Linked DNA regions of Mus musculus: regions 2 and 3 are each linked to region 1. Evidence: chromatin loops called from intact Hi-C (ENCODE). Cell type or tissue: left cerebral cortex. All regions are shown on one strand.

What was found. A loop is a pair of places that touch in the nucleus more often than their neighbours do. Peaks named below come from ENCODE experiments on the same cell type or tissue, not always from the same donor. Only the 100,000 strongest peaks of a DNase experiment are listed, where the experiment ranks them.
Region 2: a loop joins it to region 1, with 7 times the contacts of the local background. A loop is called at or near these places in 4 of 42 quality-filtered maps.
Region 3: it touches region 1 in a loop (2.9-fold over the local background); 2 of 42 quality-filtered maps call a loop at or near these places.

Annotation. Positions count from the first base shown.
Region 1 is chr4:80,752,419-80,760,418 of GRCm38, reverse strand. No RefSeq gene overlaps it. Among named protein-coding and RNA genes, the nearest start is that of Gm42304, 16 kb to the right of the region's middle. In left cerebral cortex, no CTCF peak of the experiment used is centred here; a DNase peak (open chromatin) is centred at 4,077; H3K27ac peaks cover 1,014 bases.
Region 2 is chr4:80,631,988-80,639,987 of GRCm38, reverse strand. No RefSeq gene overlaps it. Among named protein-coding and RNA genes, the nearest start is that of Gm32658, 5.7 kb to the right of the region's middle. In left cerebral cortex, no CTCF peak of the experiment used is centred here; DNase peaks (open chromatin) are centred at 1,409, 2,088 and 3,558; H3K27ac peaks cover 2,705 bases.
Region 3 is chr4:80,672,066-80,680,065 of GRCm38, reverse strand. No RefSeq gene overlaps it. Among named protein-coding and RNA genes, the nearest start is that of Gm46885, 28 kb to the left of the region's middle. In left cerebral cortex, no CTCF peak of the experiment used is centred here; DNase peaks (open chromatin) are centred at 448, 552, 3,834 and 4,635; H3K27ac peaks cover 555 bases.

The sequences.
Region 1 (8,000 bases):
TACAGCATCTTCTGGGTATATGCCTAGGATTGGAATACCTGAGTTTCGAGGTAGAACCATTCCTAGTTTTCTGAGAATATGCCAAATTGATTTTCAATGTGGCTGTATGAGTGTACACTCCCACAGGCAATGAAGAAGTGTTCCCCTTGCTCTACATTCTCACAAGCTGTCACTTGAGTGTTTGATTTTAGCCATTCTTAAAGGTGTGAGACATAATCCCAGAGTTGTTTGTAAGCAGTACTCTTGCATGACTGCTGGTTCAGATCCTGCCTCCAGGTTCCTGGCTTGAGTTCCTATTCTGATTTCCTTCAGGGATGGACTGTAACCTGCTAGCCAAATAAACCCTTTCCTCTACAACTTGCTTTTGGTCTGAATGCTTTGTCACAGCAACTTAAAAAAGCAAACTAGAAGTTAGATATTGAATATCTCAGATGGGCTTTTACATTTTATTGGACTAGCACAATGAAATCACATAAAAGCATACATGAATTAACCCTCTCTGAAAAGTATTTGTCACATGACTATTCAATTGACATGCTGTCTAGAGTTACACAGGCATGAGAAAAGAAGGGCAGTGAGTTCTAGTGGAATTGACAGAAAGAAAAAACTTAAATGAAGTATTAATTCCAGTGGAGCTCATATGTGTGGTGTGGTTTATAACCTTTCGTTGATGTGTGGACCATGCTGAACATTTTTGCAAGGTATTCTCTGTAGTAAGACAATGTATTAAAAATGGTCTTGTTCCAACTCAAATACCTAGCTGCTATGTAATATATATGTAGTTCACAGTAAAACTTGAAATCAAAATGGTGAAGATCAAAAGAATGAAAGATCTGCTGTTAAACCAAATATTAGGGCTTTACTCAGTTGGTGTCATAAGTTTTATCACTGAACATTAGGCACAAGGAATCATTCTTCAGTCTGTGTGTGGTGATATACTCAGAATGAAACAAGGCCCCTGAAAATCTTCCCAAATAAACCAATTTTAAAAATAACATGAGCACTCTAAAGTCTGAAGCCAGAATTGAATTTTCAAATTGTATTAATGCATGAAAGAAAATATAATAATTCTAAACTGGGTTCACTGGATCTGAAGTAACTATGTGGCTATTATAACTATGAGTTATTGTTATTACACAGTGATGCCTGATACCCTGGTTAAGACTAATAAGCTGTGTTCTCTGAAGGCTTTTAATATATGGTGTACTGATATAACATTTTTATTGGCCCTGTTTTTAATATTAAAATTCGGGTAGTCTAGGGAGCAGGCAGAAATGGCACAAGCATTTAGAATCATTTATATTACTAGAAATTTCCATGTGACAACAAAAATTAATTCCTGAAAATCTAACCAGATTTAAGACTTGAATAGCTGGCGAATGCTTGCAATGGTACCCACCATGCTGCCAAATGAGCACCACAGCTCAGGCTCATTGTGCTGCTTTGACAGTCATGAGACATTCATTGAGACAGGGATTATGACCAAGTGGTATTTCTACCTGGGAAAATAATGATATAATCTCTTGACAGCTTTCTTGATGAGTTAGCAACTGATTTTTCAATCACTAGATAATTTAGTCTCTCTCTTTCTATTTCTTTCCTTTGTAGACAAGAATACTTTATAAATATGTTTAAATTTAGCCCTGTCTTGGACTGCCCTAAACTGTGTGTTTCTTTTGAGTGCACCATGGCATATGAAGACAAGAGAAATGAATAAGAATGCTTCTAATGCTGTTTATTTTCCTTGGCTGTAAAAATACTTCACAGCATGCTGGAAATACACTGGAGGCATTTTTTTTTTAAATCTCCGAGTGACTACCTGTTGATGATAAATCTAAATTAAGCCAATTTTATTTTCTAAAATTAAAATAACATCGACAAATGGCTCATTTTTCATACCTATATTTTCTTAATAACTGGCCTTTTATTTTCCTTAGGTATGCAGTAGTTAAGAAGTTTCTAATTTCATAAAACAAAAATACCAGTTATTAGTATAATGACTCCCATTTATTTTGAATTCAACAATATTTGTGAGTTTGTTTGCTGATGCAGTACTGTGTGAGTGCTGGGCCACGTTCTTGTGCTTGCTAGGCAGTCTATCGCTACATACATACAACATTCAACACTATTGTGAATTTATTTTATAATGGATCTTGGGGTCAACTCTAATTATAAAGGGATGCACAGGACATATTTAGTTCTCCAATCCTAAATTTAAAAGAATCCGGTAATAGTTACATAAATGAAAAACAAATTTACCATGAGTTGTGGAAGAAAAGAATGCGTTAGGTACAGTGAACCCAGCAACCAGATGGATGTAGAATGGGTAGGAACAAGCTGAGTGCATACTATATGTGAGTTAAAACTAAGAATACCAGTCCATTAAACAAGAGATGCATTCTGCTTTTAGGAAAATTAGTACCCATACTGAAGACATAGTTCTCATAGATACATACATGTGCAATGCTAGGCACAAGGAAATGTCAACAATCTGGTTGAGGGAAGAGCTGAAGAGAGAGCTTTTGGGAGATGATGAGTCTAGTAGCCCAAGTGAGCATCCGTGAGTCTCCTGGAGATCCGAGGAGAGACTGAGGACATAATGGGTGTAAAAGACCTACTATCACTTTGTGCTTGGCAGAGTTCACTGATAGTGATAAAGGTGTTCATGTTGGAGGAAGGAGGTGATCTGAGGGCTATTCTGTTGGGAGTTTGCCAAGGTTTGGGACACAGAATATTTGGAAAAATTATATTTCCTCTGATTGAGGTGAAATGAAATTGAGATGGTTTTGGTCAGCCAAGTGAAATCTGGTTTTAATTTTAAATGTTAGCTTCAATTGTCATGAGAAGAGTCAAATGCACATTACTATGATGATAGCAATATGGTTAGTTGTTCAGGTTTTGATGGGATGTTGGGCTCATGTGGCAATGCTGGAAGGTATGAGAGGTAGTTATATTTAGAGTCCATTTCAAACACATTGCTAGCAAAACCCTGATGCATTCAGTATGCTGTCTGACTAAAAGAATAAAATTCAATCACGATGTAGATAATTTTTTGAGTGAGTCGCTAGGTTAAAGTAGATTATTTTATCAACTTGAGAGTCAATTTTGAGAGTATCAAGAATGAAGGGTGGGAGAAATGCTTAGAGTTGCTCCTTGAAACCACCAAAACTTTAAAGGAGATGAATTTGTTGAACTTGGTAGATGAGTGAAAAGTTAGCTGAGATTGTGGGAGGAAATGAGGGCATCACTTTTCACTTTACCCATAGTTACTGAGACCAGCTATTGAACTGAGCTGAGACGTAAGTGACTCTGGCATCCACATCTTCCCACTATTGAACTCTCTGTTTTTACTGATCAGCCCAGGGATAAGAAGCATTTGTCTGTTGCCCTGTGTTTATCACTGTTAAACAAAGTAAGGCTAAACAGCACTTAAGTTCATAAACAGAGGGATTGTGGCTAATGTTGCTTGCTATTATAAAGCTGTTTCCAAATTGAACTATAGAGATGGCAACTCCTCTACAACATCACTCTAACATTTTAATGTTTGTAATAAATGATTGTATTTGATTATGTTCAAATATGCATGTAAATATTAGTATAGAAATATATATGCAAGTATTTAATAAACTATTTTTCTGTGTTCTAGTATGATGTGCTTCAGGTCATTTCTCTTTTAAAATCATTAATGAATTGCCTGAAAATGAGATAAAAAGCCATGGCTCACAAGGAGTATAATCTAATCTTGAACTCTTTATCTTTTAATCTTTTCTTTATCACTTTTGTATCACAAATTTAATGATTTACAGTGTCCAAGAAATTCTTAAAGAGCAAATTAAATCTCAAGACATACATAAGTATATATTATTTTATGAGTTCTAGTTTATATTTATCTATTCCTATCATGCTTCACAATATCTACTGCTTTGCAGAAGGAACATGATGATTTCAGTGCATTTTCGTTGTTCTGGACACATAGAGTTCAAAAGATATTCCATGTAGAAGTTCCTACACACCTTGCCTTCAGCTTTTTTACATACTTATGCTGTCTTCTGTAATTGCAGAGTGGACACTTGCTCTTATCCGGCCTGGAATATTTTTCTCCTGGATGTGCCTGTCCAACTCAATTTTATAAACTTAGCTTCTGACTACACAGTGTGCTATATATATTTCTTTTTATAGAAGTTGCTATCTTATGCTATTTCTAAACTTTCTCTTCTTATTTTTTTCTATTTCAGGAGTACTGTAGGGACAAAGAATTTTTATTTAACTCTATGTACTCTGGTATGAGTTGCAGTATTGTAAAACATGTAGTGTTTATGTAAGAGATGCTTATTGAGTGAACAAATGAATTCAATGTTGGAATATGCTACATATTGGGGAGAGTTCAACTTTGCTCACTTTAAGAAATTAGGCTGTGTCAAAAACCATTGAATAACTGTAAGATCAAGGCTTTTACATTGTTGTAGATTTGACAGTGCTTCTGTTCCTATCTTAAAATCAGGATTCACTATGTTTAGCACAATGGATTGCTGTTTGATATTATTGTCAATTTATAAAAGGGCAAGTGTCCAGTCTACAATTATAGAAGAGAACCTAGTGCAAAGCCAGGAGTGTGTGTGAAATTCCATGTTGAATATCTTTCTAACTGTGTTTGTCTAGAAAACAGAATCAGGACTAGGGCATAGACCTGCTTCACTACATGTCTTCTAAAGTACAGTGAATAATAGATACTGTAAAATGTGTCAGAAATAGATAAATACAAAAAGCAATAACAAGCAATACTCTACTAATTGTTTTCTAAGTATCCAGTTTAGGTACTACATTTTCCAGTTCTCATGTGGTTCTATTAATGTGAATACGAACAGTGTCAGCAAAGGCATGGGGAAGATTAAAAAGAACACACTCTGTAGAATATGCAGAGAATTATTCTGCTGATAACCGGCCTTAAGCCAAAGAGTCAGAAAATAAAGTTCAGAGAATTTGATTAGTGTTGGGTCAAACTAGGAGGTAGATACTGCAGGTACATGCTTGTTGACTGACTTCTTTTCCACAAGGAAGGAATTAAGATCATCATTAAAACGGAGCAATTCCCTCAACACAGGTGGAGGAACAATCCAGAAGAGTTTGGGATGCTGGGAAAAGCTCATTCCCTGGAAAGTACAGAGACGAAGAGATTGTTAATACTCCCCTGGGATGAATGGACTTGCTAAGCCGTAGTTTGTATGTGATGCAGAGACTGGGGGTTCTCATGGTTGGCATGGTTTGCTTTTCTAAATACTACATATGGTGAAATAAAGAAATGCATCAGCAGCTAGAGAGGATTCTTTATTGATTTTCTAGCTCTAGAGGCTCCCCTGGAATCTTGCCCAATTAATCTTGTCAGAGTGAATGAATAAACATAATTGATCAATGGGTAGGTTAGAGATATTCTGAACCCAAGAGAAGAGATGCAATATTTCAGAAATTCAAGCACAAAAAGATGAACCAATGTGAAGAGATAAAGTTAAATTGGGAAAATAAATTTGATACACGATTAATAGATTTTGATGGTCTTCAGAAAGGAAAAGGCAGAGGGCCAGAGAGAAGAGTCTGTGACAGCTTTACAATTTCCACTCTCCCTACGGGAACACAGGAAGAGATAGCAATGTGAGGACTGGGGAAGAAGAAGAATTGACAATGAGTGCCTTTGAGTGTGTGGAGGTCCTCAAATCTAAATTAGCAAGGGACAGTAGAAAGGACATTCAGTCTTATCTACCATTTTAGGAAGCAGTCGCATAGTTACAAGTGTAAGTTGTGACAATGGCCAACTTCAGTTTTAAAAGAGCCATTGGTTTACATGTTCTCTCTCCTCCAATCCTTCTGCCCCTTGTTAACAACACAGTCATTCACTGATTTATCCATGGTATGCACTGCTGAGACCTTTATCTTCTTAGTCACGTGGTCTTCACTGTTATGCAACAAGGCAGGTGATTCCTTCCATAAGAGAGAAAATTAACATGTTGTAGAGTCAATAACTAACAAAATAAGAAGAAGCACTTATCTAGAAAGAACAGCTGAGATGGGATTTGAATACAAGTCTCATCCATGCACAAACCATGCTCTTTTATTAGGTTCATTGTCTGGTTGAAGGCCCTTTCTTCAATCACGATAAGCACTTTACCAGAGAGGGAGGACTAATGAACAGGAATGCTTACTCTTTTCAGTAAAACTCTGTAATAAAATGATTTTGTAAGCAAATATTTTGGGCTTGACAGAGAAACAGTACTTGCTAGGTGATTTGGACTAAGAACAGAGGACGTAAAGACCTGGGAGGAAGAACTTGATGCAATGTTGTTAATCCCCTGTAGTTTGGGACTCACTGTTTCTTTGTTATCCCCCCTCCCCACTTCTTTTCTCTTATTTCTGATTTCTACATTCATATGTGGGCCTTCTGTGATTTTTCAAGATCCGTGGATCCTCTCTTTTTTTTTTAAATTTAGTTGCAGGACATTTCCACTAAAACTTAACATCGCAGACAGCATATGTACATAAGATCTACATAAGGAGAGTTTTTGCTTGAAGTGCAGGGCTCTCTGAACTCTACTCAGTGCTTTCTCTGGTTCACTGTCTCAAAGCACTCTCTGAATTTGAAAAAGCAGGCTTCTTGATCTTTCCTTCCATTCACAGTAGCTGTTCCTGCTTTGAACAAAACACATGTTTTAGTAACAGCTAGTGAACTATTGGCATTTCATTTCTTCTGGAGAATCTCTTTCTAAATATGCTCTCCACCCCCTTTGAAGTAGCTACATTGCCCCCAACCCCTTGGCTTTTTGCCTAAGTGTCTTCTTCTGAATCTTCCAAGATTCAGTTTTAAATTTATTGTCTCCATGGAGTAGTCACTTATAGTACGAGTTTCCCTGATCATATGGACTGTCACTCTTCTCTAGAAAACGTGTATGTGTGCACATGTGTGTGTATGTATGTATGCATGTATGTGTATATGTGTGTATGTATGTATGTATGTATGTATGTATGTATGTGTGTGTGTGTATATGGTGTGTGAGTGTATATTTGTGTGCATGTGTGTGTTTGTGTGTGTATGTATATTCATATGTCTGTTTGTGCATGTATGTGTGAATGTGTGTGTATATGTGTTTTTGTCGGGGGGGGGGAGAGATCATGAGGGAATAAAGGGAGTGGGAGATGGCCCACATCCTGCCAGAGTTCTGGTGCTCTGGGCAGGTGGATGTGGAAGGACTGCCGCATGCTTTCCATGTAGCCCTGGGTGGGTGTCTGGCTGTGTGAAGCCACTAAACCCCAACTCAGCAGGTGGTGAACAAGGGGCAGTCCTAGGTATCAGGTTCTCAGCCTCGGTCATCCCAGACACCACTGGACACCTCAGAAAAGCTGAGAATAAATGGGAGCCCTTCTTCCCCCCACCCCAGATCAGTCAGCCCTGGGGCCGAAGGGAGAAGAGGTCAGAGGGAGAGGGAGGTGCTGTGTGGTTCTCAAAAGAGTCCTTGGTCCAGTCTGTGGCTGGAACACAGGAGGGCTTTCTAGCGGGAGGTTAGGCTTGTTAGGGGAAAGCCTATCCCATCATTCAAGCACGGTGGGCCTTGATGAGCAGAGACAGTCTATGGTTTTAGAGCTTTATTGTAGAAAGGCAGGGGAAAGAGAGAATGTAGAAGAGGGAGAGAGGCCGGCCATGGCCATGTGGAGGGAGGGGGAAAGGGAGAGAGAGAAGGAGGGCTAGAGATGAGAGTAAGAAAGGTGAAAGCTTAAAGAGAGCAAGCAGGAGCCAAGCAGCCTCTTTTATAGTGGACTGGGCTATTTTGCTGTTGCCAGGTAACTATGGGGAGGAGCATACCTGGCTATAGTCAGGTAAATGTGGGGGTGGAGTCTAGCCAGAATGCTAGGAGCTTGGGACATTGTCTGTGTGACTGATAGTCACACACCCGTCCTGCGGGGAGGGGTGTGCTGTGGGGGCGGTAACTTCGACAGGAGCCAGGGGTCCAGGAGAC
Region 2 (8,000 bases), 120 kb after region 1:
TTTTTAAGGTCGAGAGAGTGAGGTGACTTTTGATTTCCTAAGGAGAGCATCCCTCTGTGGCTGGTAGGGAGGCAACTCTCATTGGAGAAAGGATGAAGTAGGCTGCAGATGCTTTGGTTTATAGTAGAAAAATCTAGATTGATTGACTTTGTATATAGGGAGATATCCTATATTTCAGGCTTTTGGGAGCCTCTGCAGTCAGATGTCAGAGCAGCATGCGGGTGCTCAGACATTCCAAAACAAACAACCTATTTTGCAGGCATTTTCTTTTCCTCTTTGACAGTGGTGCTCAGAAAGCTTTGCTTATACACAAGGCACAAGTATATACAAGTATTATACAGGTATTGTGTGTTGAAGTTATTATTGTTCAATAGCATATGATTACTCCTCATCGTGTTTTTAAATAATTAAAGAGAGGAATCAAAAATGAGAACTGGTGACTAAGCAAGGATTAGGATGATGACAATAATGATGTTTGATATGCTGTGGTTTTAGTCAGTATGATGAAAATGATCACATATTTGTCATTTCTCAGTTTTTCTTCTGTTGTTTTTATTTTGTGTGTAGACATATGTGTACATATATGTATATATATATATACATATGCATTTAATAATTTTATTCTGTAGCTAATATTTCATGGGTAATTACCTATCTAATTCTATTTATACACTTTAAATGTTGGTGCTTATTGATCTGTAAAATACTGTACTTTAAAATTAGTAACACTCTTATTTTCTACATTAAAACTATAATCTACAGAATTTAGAGAAAATGAAAATTCTGTGGCAAAACTATTGGTATGATTAAATTGAGTGTCACTTCACATAATAAATTGGGTTTTACTTTATTGTCTGTGAGCTTAAGGCCTATACAGTGAGTTCTAAGCTAGCCAGGTATATCTAATGAGATCCTATATAAAAATTGTGTTTGGCTCCTAGGAGTAGAATTATCTCAGAAACATGAATAATAACAAGAAGAGTACATCTTCTTCTCTCTGTTAATCTACCTCCATTAAGTCTGTCCTCTATTCAGAATTGAACATGCTAGCAGTATCTGCCAGATCTTGGTGAGTACTTCTTTTGTGATGGAGTGAGATGATTGATGCCTTATGCACAACAGATATGGACTCTCTCATCAAAACACATCCTCAGCTCTTGGAGTTCTCAAACAGTATAAAATGATGCAATTCAGGCTGGTCTCAAACTAGCAATTATCCCCCCTTTACCTCTAAAATGTTGGAATTATAAGCATGAGCCACATACTAGCTGGTTCATAATCTGCTGTTGAACTGATGGGGTAATTTTTAAGCAGTTAGCTTGGTAAAGCAAAGGAAGTGAGCATGGGTACTGTCTAAAAAAAGTGCATTCAGAATTAAATCCCAGACCAGTTCCTGCACACCCCTGCAGTGCTGAGAATAACACCTCCTGCTGCTAGACTGTGAGGAGGATATGTGGCAATCATCCCAGGAGAAGGGATTTGGTCACCTGGTCACAGTAATATGCTCAGCTTTTTTGCAGTTAGAATAGTAGTTCCTTACCAATGGTTTTAAAATTTTTTTGAATTGTTATTTAATAAGTATACAGCTATACCTATAAACAGTAATTAGATGCTTATATCTCCTACAAATGGACAATGTGTCAATTTTGAATCTTAAAAATGTCATAAGTTTTTTCTGGTAATTGATATTGACTGAGTACTAGTATGAATACCTAATTTGGGACTTGTAATGTATGCCACTGAAGGTTGTCTTCCTGTACGTTTATTAACTAATGCTTGAAAATTATTAAATATGAAATTTTCATCTGTTTATTCAGTCATTATACAGACATTTATCTCTATGTTAGGCCAATAAGCAGGTGCTGTTCTGTGGCTTGTAAAGTGTTTCAAAATGTTATGGACATATTTGTACAAAATACCTTCTATCAATATTGGAAGCCTCATTAAAATGTCTCAATTTTTTTCTTTGCTGTATTAAATTGAAGTTAGAAAGTTTCATTTTGGGATTTCTGTGTGGTAGACTTCAAAAGGATGGGGATAGAAGGAAATCGTGACAGCTTGGCTTGGATGTCTTCTACTGGAGTTGATGGCACGCTCATGCTTTAAGAAATGTGAGAGACTCATGAATCATAACTGATTAACATCGTATCTCGGAGCATGGTTCAGTGATCTCAGAGACAAGTGAAAGAGAATATGTGATCACTGTTTTAAGGTATCTATAAATCAGTTAGTTTAAAATCATTAACACAGTTGTCATGATTCCAAATTTTATAAAAAAGACTATCAATGCCATTCATGACTATGTGGAATAACACACTTTAATATATTAAATATATCCAAAATAAAACCTACAAATTTTTCTAAATTTTACATATTACATTCTAAAATTAGTTAATCTTCCTAATGATATATTAAAAATTATGCCTAAGTGGGACCATAAAAAATGAGGTTAAATCCTAGGAATATGGAGACTTTTTTTTTTTTTGGTTTGGTTTGGTTTGGTTTGGTTTAGTTTTTCGAGACAGGGTTTCTCTGTATAGCCATGGCTGTCCTGGAACTCACTTTGTAGACCAGTCTGGCCTCGAACTCAGAAATCCACCTGCCTCTGCCTCTGCCTCCCAAGTGCTGGGATTAAAGGCATGAGCCACCACGCCTGGCTATAGAGACATTTTAATCTCTTTCTCAAACTGTCAAAAATTCACAGGCATGGCCTTCTTTGGAGTCAATGCAACATAAAGCCATCAGAATGAAATCTAGAGTATCTCACCATAAGAGACATTGCCTAGGAATGAGCAAGCTATCAGCACTGTTTCAATTTCACTGTTTCACTCAGCAAATTAAGCACCGCTGCTATCAATCCTGAGGATTGTCTATATAACCGTTGAGTAAAATACATATCAAAAAGTGGAAGCTGCAATATAAATTAGTTTTTTTAGACTTGAGTACTTTATGAAACAGTATGTGTGCAATGCAAGGGAAAAATCTAAGCTTATGATATGCTCCTGAAAAAAGAAGGCATGGTAAGTCAGACCAGTAGAAAGGAATAAAATAGTCAAAATTATAACAATAAAATCAAACATTTGAAATGGATATTTCAAAAATATATTTTATCAATATATCTTGAATAGTATAAGGCCAAACTGTATAATGGCAAGTGGCTAGACTATTTAGCCATAGATTTCTACCATAGGCAGAGATCCAGTTAGATTAATGCTGTCTGTTGTACACAGCATTTTTCTATTGATGGCATCTCTTTCAGAGTATTGTCTCGCACTTCTGACCCTCTAAAATAAGACATGATTTAAACAACGTGATATTAAATTAACTGAGGAAGCTAAGTTGTACTTTGTTTTAAAAACTTAACTGTAACAAGTTTAAAAATGCTTCCTATCTTCACTATCTAAAGAGGTTGGGATTTCTCATTGCAATCTATGGGATAGTTCTTGCATCAGAAACTATTCACTGACCCACCCAAAAGACAGCTTCATACCAACTCATTTTTTTCTTAACTTAGGAAGTGTGAACTTAAAAATAGTGCAAAGAAAATCATTATGGAGAAGTCTGAATAATCTCTTCTACAAGCATTGCTGGCCTGAGTTATGGAGGAGTGACATTGTAAATCTAGTTTTGACAAAAAGCATATGGCACTGGTTTTATGAGATATCTGCTTTGAAAGATTTTTCTTTCTAATCCCTTTTAAGGCATTTTTTACTAGATAAATTACATACTTTTCTTTCTGGTCTGTTCTTCTGGTTCACTTTATGACTGTATGTTCTCCTGAGTCTAATTAGAGCATTTTAAAGTTATTGTTTTTCTCAGCAATGTGCCTTATTTTCTGATTTTTTGGGAAAACCTGAATGTAGGTCAAGGCTAAATCTGTACACACTGCTGTAATATTTAAACTGTGACATTTTTTGGAGCCCAGGTGATTAAGAACCCCTTGGAAATTATGAATGACAGAATGGGAATAGCAGAATCAACCACTTATTTGGGTTTTGGAAAAAAGATTTGCAGGATCAAGTTAGATTGCATCAATTGCAGTTCTCCCTGGGGTTGAAGTACAAACACTAAAATTAGTTTTCTCTGTGATAACTCTTGTCCAAACATGTCTGAGGAGAACAGAATTGGCTTAATTTTGAAATGGATAATTTTAGATACAATTTCTATCTCTTTAAAAATAACTAAGTACCCACTGAAAGGGGTGAGGTGTGAGCCCATAATGATTTATATTGTTAAGCATGTTTATAAGCACAGTATTATATAGTATACTTCAAATAAGTGTCTAACTAGTTATTACATGGAGTTACAGTAATATTTTTGAGGTAAATAATTGAACTTATAACTAAAGAAAGAGGAAAGAATTGAAGCCAAAATTTAAATGGAAAATAGAGAAAAGATTATCTGCAGATGATGAATGAATGCAACCATAGAGCCTGTTAATATTTTTGAAAAAAGAGAATCTCAAAATTTGAGAAGATAACGTATTGGCTTTGTAACTAAAGATGATGAAACATAGTTGAAAGAAAAAAATAAAGAGCTGTTGATCTCAACTCTCTCTCTCTCTCTCTCTCTCTCTCTCTCTCTCTCCCTCCCTCCGTCCCTCTCCCTCCCTCTCTCTCCCTCCCCACTGTACAAATACAAAGTTGCCAGTCATGGAATCATATATAGAAAAGTAACGTTATATGGACTGAGCAAAGTGTGTTTATATATTTGGAAATACGTGTGTGTGTGTGTGTGTGTGTGTGTGTGTGAGAGAGAGAGAGAGAGAGAGAGAGAGAGAGAGAGAGAGAGAGAGAGATGGAGAAACATCTGTAGAAGAATTGTGTTCTTGGATAAATCTAAATATTTCTAGCATCAAGAGCAGTACTTTATGGAATGATCATTACCACATTTCACTGTGCAAAGTGTAATTCCATAGCTTTGTTTAGTTAGAGTAAAGAAAATCTGAGTATACTCATCACACATTAGAAACTAACATGTAAACAAAGATTCATTATTTTTCATTCTTAGAAGTGACCATTTATAAATAATTTATTATAAAAGGATGCCAATTCTCCACATCATTAGGGACAGACATTGTGAGAATATCGTCTAATATGAATACAAGTTACTGACGATAAGTCCGGGAAATTATATAAAGGCCTTTGGAACATGAAAATAAAGTGAGCAAATGATTGCATTACAGTTTGATTCATTGGCTTTTATGTTTGTATTATCCCTTTCAATCAGGTTATGAAGTGTTCTGAGATTAATGTAGAAAATTTAAATGGAAAACATGACTTTTATTTGTAAGTGTCTTATAATTCAATATTATTTAAAGATGCTTAGGTTTATTAAAAAGGTAAATTGGGTCACAATGGCTATGTACTCCCTCAATGTATAGGGGCTTGCTAGTTATTCTTTTTTTTTTTAATTGAATGCTAGTGAGGACCCAGGTTGGCTAGAACTGTTTCCTGAGAATGAAGGTGTAACAGGATAGAAGGAAGCTATAACACCAAAGTTTGGACGTTTTCTTATGCTAGGTTGGGCCATACTGAAACATGTTATGCATCTTCAAACAGTACTGCTCTCTTCCCTTCACCTTCCAGGTATATTTTTAAATGGACCTTGTATGTTTTCACTCCTTCTGGAAGACAAAGATGTCTGCAGTATTCATTGTAGATTAAGACTTACTATGTTATCTGGTGAATCTGAATTCTTAAGGTTTGTATTCTCATATATAACCTAAAATATAGCTTATAAATACAACTTATAAAACTGGCTTATACCTACCACTTCTTATGCATATATGATGATGATGATGATGAAAATTTAATCTTTTTTACAGACTAGTTGTTATTCCCCTCCCAGTCTACCCTCTGACAGTTTCTCACCCCATTCCTACTCCCCTGCCTCCAAGAGGATGTAACCACCCCCCACACTCCACCAGACCTGTGTCCTCAAGTCTTTCAAGTGTTCGGTGTGTTATCTCTCACCTACTTCTCTTAACCCACAATGAGATCAAAAGATACTATTTGATGATTCCATTTTATCCAGTCTTCTGATATTAATTGCAATAAGAAAAGGAAATTACATGGTCCATCCTTTCATCTCAGCTCCAAACTTTGTCTCTGTAACTCCTTCCATGGGTGTTTTGTTCCCAATTCTAAGGAAGGGCATAGTGTCCACACTTCAGTCTTCATTCTTCTTGAGTTTCATGTGTTTAGCAAATTGTATCTTATATCTTGGGAATGCCATATCCAGGGATCCACCCCATAATCAGCATCCAAACGCTGACACCATTGCATACACTAGCAAGATTTTATCGAAAGGACCCAGATGTAGCTGTCTCTTGTGAGACTATGCGGGGGCCTAACAAACACAGAAGTGGATGCTCACAGTCAGCTAATGGATGGATCACAGGGCTCCCAATGGAGGAGCTAGAGAAAGAACCCAAGGAGCTAAAGGGATCTGCAACCCTATAGGTAGAACAACATTATGAACTAACCAGTACCCCGGACCTCTTGACTCTAGCTGCATATGTATCAAAAGATGGCCTAGTCGGCCATTACTGGAAAGAGAGGCCTATTGGACACGCAAACTTTATATGCCCCAGTACAGGGGAACGCCAGGGCCAAAAAGGGGGAGTGGGTTTGTAGGGGAGTGGGGGTGGGTGGGTATGGGGGACTTTTGGTATAGCATTGGAAATGTAAATGAGCTAAATACCTAATAAAAAATGGAAAAAAAAAGAAAAGGAAATTAAAAATATCCATAGGACTATAAATAAATAAAAAAATAATTGCAAGATGATCATCCAAGCTCTTGTTTATAGTTTCCTTTAGGTTTCTCTTCAACCAGACTAGATATGTATGATGATTAGGCTTCAACTTCCCACAACTTCCCACAAGAACAGGGTATTCTTCAGAATACCCTGGCAAGAGTATCAGTGAGGAATTGTCTACAATGTGTTAGACTATGGGCATGTTGGTGGGGAGCTGTCTTGGTTTTCTTTCTTTCTTTTCTTTTCCTTTTTTTTTTTTTTGGTTTTTCAAGACAGGGTTTCTCTGTATAGCTCTAGCTGTCCTGGAACTCACTTTGTAGACCAGGCTGGCCTCGAACTCAGAAATCCGCCTGCCTTTGCTTCCCGAGTGCTGGGATTAAAGGTGTGCACCACCACGCCCGACTTGTCTTGGTTTTCTTAATTGATGTGGTAAGTTTCAACCAGAATGTAGGTAGCACCATTTCATAGGCTGAATGGTACAAGAGTAAAGAAAGCTAGTTGATCATCTGAAATGCAATCATGCATGCATTTTTCTCTCTGTTCTTGAATATAGATGGAGTGAGACTAACTATCTCAAGTTCCTACCTCTGTAAATTCAACGTTGCAGAGCTGGACTATAGCTTAGAATTATATGAGAAAACAAACTCTTACTCTTCTGAGTTACTTTTTGTTTGGGCATTTTATCACAGCCACAGTTGGAATCTAGAAGAGGATATTATGGTGATCACTTTCAAAGGCTTAAATGATGCTCCAGTTTCACAATCAAACAAAGTCAGAAATGAAATAAAGCTTTCTTAGTTCAAACCCATGTTTGTTTCATTACCTCCAATGTCCATTTTCTTATTTTCTTAAGGAGAGATGTTTAACTAGGTATTAAAATGCTTTAATAAATTCACACAGCCCAATATTGTAAAGGGATGGGAATCTGGAATCAGAACTTCCATGAGATCATGGGGAGTACTTAGAAAGAGAGTTCCTTTCCTCCAGGGAAAATGAGACCAAGGATAGGTAGCTGTCTGAAGTTTTCAGTCAAAAGCTGTAATGTTTTTCCCCATGGGCTACAGTAGACATACAATCACCATGTATCCTGGCTATCAACTATGAAACAATCTTTACTGATCTCCCTTTGTTCCCTGGGATCTTCCACTGCTTCAGAGTATACACATTTAAGTTTTTTATTAGATAGTACCCTTTCGTTCTTTTAAAAGAAGACACATGGTTTACTAAACATATGATATAT
Region 3 (8,000 bases), 80 kb after region 1:
TGAACTACATTTTTGCATGCTATTCATCATTTTAGACTAAAAGGTAATACATATTTGTTTAGAAAAAAATTAAACTAACAATAAAAATAAAAATAATGAGAAAACAAACATATTTACAACGTAACCACCTATTCTGTTTTTATGAAGTGTGCTTTTACTTTATATGAAGATCCTGGACTCTAGAGTTTGAATCTTTCATGTTAAAGATTATTCTTCTATGTGGCATCAAAGGGTGGTAAAAATTTAGGAGGAGATGTAATCTATCAGGAGCTTTGTAGGCGACTGGAGGTATATACTCTTGAACAAGACAGGTGGACTCCAGCCGTTTGCTTTGCTCATTTTCATTTGTCCATGAGGTTAGCAGGCTTACTCAGACATACGTGACTATCATCTACTGTTTAACCACAGGCTCCAAAGCAAGTACTGAAACTTTCAAAATCGCAAAGCAAGATGACTTTTTCTCTTTATATGTTAATTATTTCTGGCAAGTGTTATAATTACAGGAAGCTAACTAACATATCATTTAAATAAAGAACATGAAAAAATATGGCATTCATTTCCTAGGCTAAACATAGACATTTATGCTCTTCAGGGACAATCACCTGAAATGCCTGGATTGCTAATGGATCCGTCAGCAGAGTAAGGTCAAGAGAATGAGGACGTTCCTAATTTGTCTTAGATTGATGCCTTAATAATACTATGGATCTCTTGTTTTCTGAACACCAGTGCAAGTGACTTAAATTGGATTTTATAAAAAGACCTCTCAACTGTCACAGAAATTTTCATAGGCTCTGTTCTTATATAATGAATCAAAATCGAAAAACTATGCAGTATTTTTTCTGACCAATTTTAACCCACTTTAAAATAATATTTAAAACAATATTCCTTAACCGTCTCATAGTCAATGAAATTTTGTAAATGTTTTTCTAAGGAGCTTTATGACTTGTCCTAATGTCACATTCTAAATGAAAGCATCACATTGTTCTACGATGTTGCTTGCTTGAAGCTGCTTTTCTTCCCTTAACTGTGTCCTGTGAACAGCAGCTAATGTTTTCTCTTCCTGTATTTCATTATAGTTCATTTTGATTGTATTGAGATTCTGTAATGGACTTTTTGTCGAGTATTACCACTAGAAAAAAAACTATAATTTTGAACTTGTTATGCAAGTTATGCATAAACAGCATAAGGTAACTGATTTATAATTCCTAATTCTATGTTCTAATTGTAAGCCTATTATATTATATTACATTATATTATATTATATACATAATACAAATTGAGAACTTTTCTCCTAAAAGCAATTATTTTCAGTAATTAAGATTAACTGTCATCTAGTATTTTACAAGGCATTCATTTTAAGTATTTTGGTATAGGCTGAGAGCTAAGATTTTAACTACTGGCTGTGAAATGACATATGATATACCTCTTGATCAGCAAGCTCTTCTGGTTCTAACCTGGTCACCATTATGTAAGCAATAGCTATTTGTTGGTTAAGACTTTGTTTTTTTCAAATGGGGTGTATACATTTGTACTAAATTGTGAAGATTTTAGTTTCAAATTTGCAGTTAAAATAGCAGTAATCTAGATAGTTTCATCCATTTTTAGATGTTATTTTAATAAATTCTAGCATTTTTATATAACATAATATCTCTGAGTTACCAGTTTTGATTGGAACTTTTATTACACTTCCCTTTTCCATCCAGGTGCTCTCTCTTTCTCTCTCTCTCTCTCTCTCTCTATATATATATATATATATATATATATATATATATATATATATATGGTCAAGATCCACTCCTTTCTGAGTTGCATTGGTTTTAAGTTTCTATGGTTATGTATTGTATTGTTTTTTCTACATTGATTTATCATGCTACTGACTATGGTTGGCTTCCCATACTCTATATTAAGCCATTTGAAAAGTGAACTGGGTCATTAATTGTACATCTTTGCATTAGATTTCTTGCTGACTTTAATGAAATCTTTGTCTTGTAGAAAGAAATTTATGATCTTCTGTGACTTGCAATGTAGGTAATTAAACTCATTGCACCTTCCTGACAAGTTGCTTCTGCCTCTCCTTGATAACCTTCCATCTTTGCTCCCCAAGCAGTGGGTGCATCTGTCTGTATCCTCTGCTTCTTTCTCACGGTGGTATCTGGCTGGTTTACCAAACTACACATTGATTTGAATCATGAGACATCAGTGCAGACAAACCTGCATACCACTGCGCTTTCAGAGGTCATCTGACTTTCTGAAGTGGTGTGTGGTGTTAAGTATGTCCTGTACCCCGGTGCTTGGCATCCCAAGTTTCTACTTCTTCAAATTCATGGACATGTCTTTTCCAGATTAGTATGATGACTTGCTTTTGTATTTAGATGTGTTCTTACAACTTTTTTTCACTTTGTACCTTTGTCAATTTTCATTTTAGTGCCTTAAACTATTTTAAGCCAAATGTCTCACCAATTAGTCGAGGTAGGCTTGATTTTGTTTTTCAGTCTTATTTTTTGGTGTCAGCCTCCAGGGATAGAGGAGATTATAATAGAAGTATATCATTGAACATCTCTGACCCTTTCTGCTTCTTTTACTCTATCTGTATAGGAATTACCTTTTTAGAGAAATAATTAGGCTTTTGTTCCTGCCAGGCATGTGATGTACATTTTTAGTACATTATCAGAATAATCTTAAATTATTACTATCTTCACAACCTAGAAGAGTTCATTAAAATCAAAGAACTCAAATAGCATCTCTAATATCATAGGTCTAATAAAAAGCTCAGGCTTTAAATATAGCTCTCATAATAATGCCCAATTTAAAAGTGAAGTTAATAAAACAATCTTATTTACAATACCATAAAAATACTTAGCAGTAAACTTCACCACGCAGTTAAAGATGCATATACAGAAAAATTATAAAGCACTTGGTGAAGAAGTTTAAGGTATAGGTAATGGAACAGGTCCCCTATTTACAGATTAAGAGTTCTATATTTTTAAAATGTCCCAGAGACAAGATAAAAGATCAATAAAATTATTCCTAATGGTATTCTACTTTACTGATAGATTTATATCTAGCCTAATTAATATTAGGGAGGTTTCCTCTAGCAGCTGATGGGAGCAGATGCTGAGACCCACAGTTGATCATTAGGTAGCTAAGTGCTCAAATTGGAGGCCTTGATTAGATCCCTTCCCTTGGAGCTCAGTGAACCCTGCAGAAGAAGGTGAAGAAGAATTGTAGACACATTCATGTTATTTTTATCCTTTAAACAAATAATCCTCAAATATAACAAAATATCCTCTTATTTACTTGTTAATATCCTGAAGCTTTCTTATTTGAGATATTTTTCATTTTATGGTGACAACTGACAGCTATAAATTGTCTAAATGAGAATGATTTAAAAATACATGTTATCTTAAAAAGATTTAAAAATTTGTGTGTGTGTGTGTGTGTGTGTGTGTGTGTGTGTGTGTGTGTGATATCTATCTGTGGATATTGAAGGGAATTGGTTTTCTCATTCCACCTAGTACATGGTGGGAATTGAAGCCTGATAGTCATGCTTGATGCAAGTGCCCTTGCCCTCTGAGTCATAGTGCCACCCTTACAATGATTAAAGATCTGGTTTCTTTCCCAAGGTCAATCTTCAGTCATCTTCTACAAAGATTTCTTGAGCTGTTCATTTTGTAGAAAGTAAAACACATTCACCTGTCCCTATCCTGCTGATGAGATGTCTGTGTCAGTCTCTTGGGGAAAGTTTCTATTTTCTGATGTAAGCATAGTGCTGGCCAACCTCTCCCACTTACATTCTCTCTTAAGCTTTTTATCAGAGGAGACTTTAAGTAGCTAATTTGTGTGGGGGAAATGGCAAAAGCAGGAAAGATGAGATGATTTTAGAAGTCAGTATTAGCACTCTAGTGCTGTTGACCGAATACCAGTAGTTTTGTAACTATGGGGTTGTTCATTCAGAAAGGAGAAAGGAGGAAACAAAACTAGCTCCTCTGTATATAAGCTTCTAGAGATGTTCTGGATCCCTTGGCCAGATATACTACAACTGTCTCATTTAGCACTATCTTTAAGGTAGGAAATACATTTGAAAATCATAAATCATTTTCTAAAGTTGTGGAATTTATGAGACGTTTACATATAGGATTTATGCATACTATTAGAAACCAGGTTCATTACTTAATATTGAAGTAAATAATGACAGCAGGAAATTCAGGTGCTTTAAAATAATCTCATGAGTGATAGATACCTAAACATCCTGATGACACAATAACATACAATTCTGGAACACTAAAAATACAACATGTTCATGATAAAACAGGCAAAGTTGAAATATTATATGGATCTCAGTTCATAGCAATGCACTGATGTTAATTTATTATTCTTGAAATTACATGCTAGTTTTGTAGTACTTAATCATTAAAGGTACTGCATAAAGAGCATTTGCAAAATTTTTGTAAGCATTTCTGTAATTTAAAGGTGTATAAAAGTAGAAAAGTCCTACACATATGTAAAAATGTGCTTCCAGACCAGATTAAGTAAAACAACATAATTTTCTGGCATTTATTGCATTTTCTTCTCCCACAAACACCCACTAAGAACTCTTGCAAGAGAGGTGGCATCATAGACTTACTGTGTTGACTAGAGAACCATTCCTTTCACCAAACACCCTGTCTATTTCATGATATGTACAGTGTGTTAATAGATGCATCCATTTCATTGTGGAAGTACTGGGCAGCATTTACTCACATGATTGATTTCTTTACTTAGAGTTATAATGCCCACTGTCATGGCAACTTACACTACCTTGTGTTTCAATGTTGACATAACAGGCCTTGTTCTGAAGCCCCCGTGTGAAAGCCTGCCTCTCATTCTTACCTAAAATTGCAAGAACAAATTTCTCTTTCCATAGCACCTTCAAACTTGGCTGAGTTGATCTGGCAACACTGGCTTCTACCACTTATATTGTGTCACTTATGTGTGACAGTAGTTTTCAAGAGGACACTACTTTCTTCTCAAATGCTGAATGTATTCAATTTGTGTTCTTTCTGTCAGAAATATATTCCCTTCACTCTTTGGCTGCTTTAGATTTCAGTATCATCAGGGATTACACACTGCAGTTCCTCCTTCTAAATCAGGCTTTTTCCATGGGGGGGGGGGGGAATGTTGGATGGTGTTCCACAATCATTGCTATTGTATTACTATTAAATCAATATTAGAGAAGGGCTGTTAACAGTTGACCCCTGACTTCTTAAGTGTATTTATTTATTCACAGTTCCTATCAACTGTTTATTATATATAGGCTGGTGTTTTGAAGTGATTTCCTTTTGTGGGCTCCTCATCACAGTAATTATGTTTGCTCCAGGCAACTTCATTAATTTGACACATCAATATTTAATTATGTTCAACACTCACAATACATAAATGAGTATGGTACTACATAAAACCTTCAATATCTGTTATGAGTTGAAGTGTGTTCCCCTCACAGTTCACACACTGAATTTCAAGCTCTGTTATCTCAGAATGTTTGGAAACAAAGGGTTGCTGTAAATGTGTATAGTTAAAGTCATTAAGTAGGGCTTACTAAAATACTGCCTGATTTCTTTAAAACATAAAAAAATAGGAGAAATGTGTCCCATATATGTGACATATACACTTATATTCTCATCATCATAGTCATTTTCATATAAGCTTTTAGGTGATTCTGTTTTGTTATTCTATCACTCTGAGCAAATACATGACAGGAAAAAAAAACAGAAGATGAGTTTATCTCTGCACACAGCTTGTGGGAATGCTGTTCATCCTGGAGGTAAGGCTTGTCTATGGGCTCTGAGAGACTTGGTCTGTTTTCCTGATCAAACAGAAGAAACCAGGAACTTCTGTTCCTTTTCCGTCTGGGATTTTAGCTCATAGGACAATGCTATGTACAAGACTGGGCTTGCATCCTTCTGTGGGAACATCTTTGTGTACACACAGGGATATATCCCTGAAGTGACTAAAGCCAGTCAAACTGACTGGCTTGAAACAGAGTAAGTTTTTAAGTCAAATAAATGACACTGGAAACTTCTTCAGGAAATATATGAGATAGAATGACAGTCTCAATTACAGTATATTGGTCATAAACTTTTCCTGTTTTTCTCTTCTATAAACCTATCACCACTTTATCTTTAATAGGAGCTATAAATAAAATCATGGAAAATGTATGGTTTTAGGTATGGTTTGTATGTCTTTAATAAATGTACATTTTATTTGATGAAAACTCACCATACTTTGCTCATATATTGAACTGATGATGCATTAAGAAAACAAGCAACATTATAGTATGGAGTGTTAGCAACAAGAGGATTGAGAGAGGGTAAAACATGAACTGAGGCTTTCTACCTGGTTGGCACTGAGATGACTTACAGAGGAACTGGACCTCAGGGATGCAAACTAGAGATACGGTTTGGAGTGATTTCTGTCACTGTAGCATAAAACAATGGATATGGGGAATAATTTAAAAGCAGTTGGAAAAAACCCAGATATCCTTAAACAGAGGAATCGATACAGAAAATGTGGTACATTTACACAATTGAGTCCTACTCAGCTATAAAAAACAACGACTTCACAAAATTCTTAGGCAAAAGAATGGAACTAGAAAATATCATTCTGAGTGAGGTAAGACAATCACAAATGAATACACATGGTATGCACTCACTGATAAATAGATATTAACTCAAAAGCTCAGAATATCCAAGATACAATTCACAGACCACATGAAGCTCAAGAAGACGGAAGACCAAAGTGTGGATGATTCAGTCCTTTTTAGAAGGTGGAACAAAATACGAGAGGAAATATGGAGACAAAGTATGAAGCAGAGCCTGAAGGAAAGGCTATCCAGAGACTGCTCCACCTGGGATCTATCCCATATAAAAACACCAAATCCAGACACTATTGCAGATGCGAAGAAGTGTTTGCTGACATGAGCCTGATATAGCTGACTCCTGAGAGACTCTGACGAGCCTGACAAATACAGAGGCAGATGCTTACATCCAACCATTGGACTGAGCAAAGAGTCCTCAATGGAGGAGCTAGGGTCCCTGAAGGAGCTGAAAGGGTCTGCAACCCCATAGGAAGAACAACAATATCAAGTAACTAGACACCCCCCCCCCCACTCCGCCCCAAGCTCCCAGGGACCAAACCACCAACCAAAGAGTACACATGGAGGGACTCACGGCTCCAGCCACACATGTAGCAGAGGATAGCCTTGCCTGGCATCAATGGGACTCCTCTTTTGTCCTATGAGGGCTTGATGCCCCAGTGGAGGGGAATACCAGGGCAGGTAGGCATGAATGGGTGTGAGGGTAGGGGAACACCCTCATAGAAGCAGGGGACAGGGGATAGCATAGGGGGATTCCTTGGGGGAAAGTGGGAAAGGAGATAACATTTGAAATGTAAATAAAAAAATATTTTTAAAAAATCAATCCCTGATTTTATATTACTATCAATTTACATTTATGGGGAGATTTCTTATTTGACAGAGTAACTGTGATACAACCATCAAGTGCTCAGAATCAGATCAGGAAATTTAGCCTCCTCTTGGAAATGTGGTTAAGTACTTAAAAACATGGAATTGGGGCAGAGGATGGTCAAAATTCTGAGAATTGAATCTTTGTTCTGTCAACCGTAACCTGGGCTAGCTGTTAAAATGTTTGTGCTTTATTTCTTCCTCATTCACAAACTGAGAAAAAATAATGCTTGCTTCCTAGAGTTTTTTTTAGGCTTGCATACGACCACACATGGGAAGTATATACTCATCTACAGTGACCTTAAATAATGAATTTCTTAAAAAGAAAGGAACACCAAAGGACAGTTTGAAAATAGTTTCATACAATTTTTACTCTATTGTGTTTTATTGTCCAGCCTCTATAGGGGATTTTGCCTTGTTTTACTGTACAATGTTTTGTCCTGTTTGGCTTTTGTCTCTAGGAGGGCTGCTCTTTTCTAAGAAGGAAACACAAAGGGAGCTT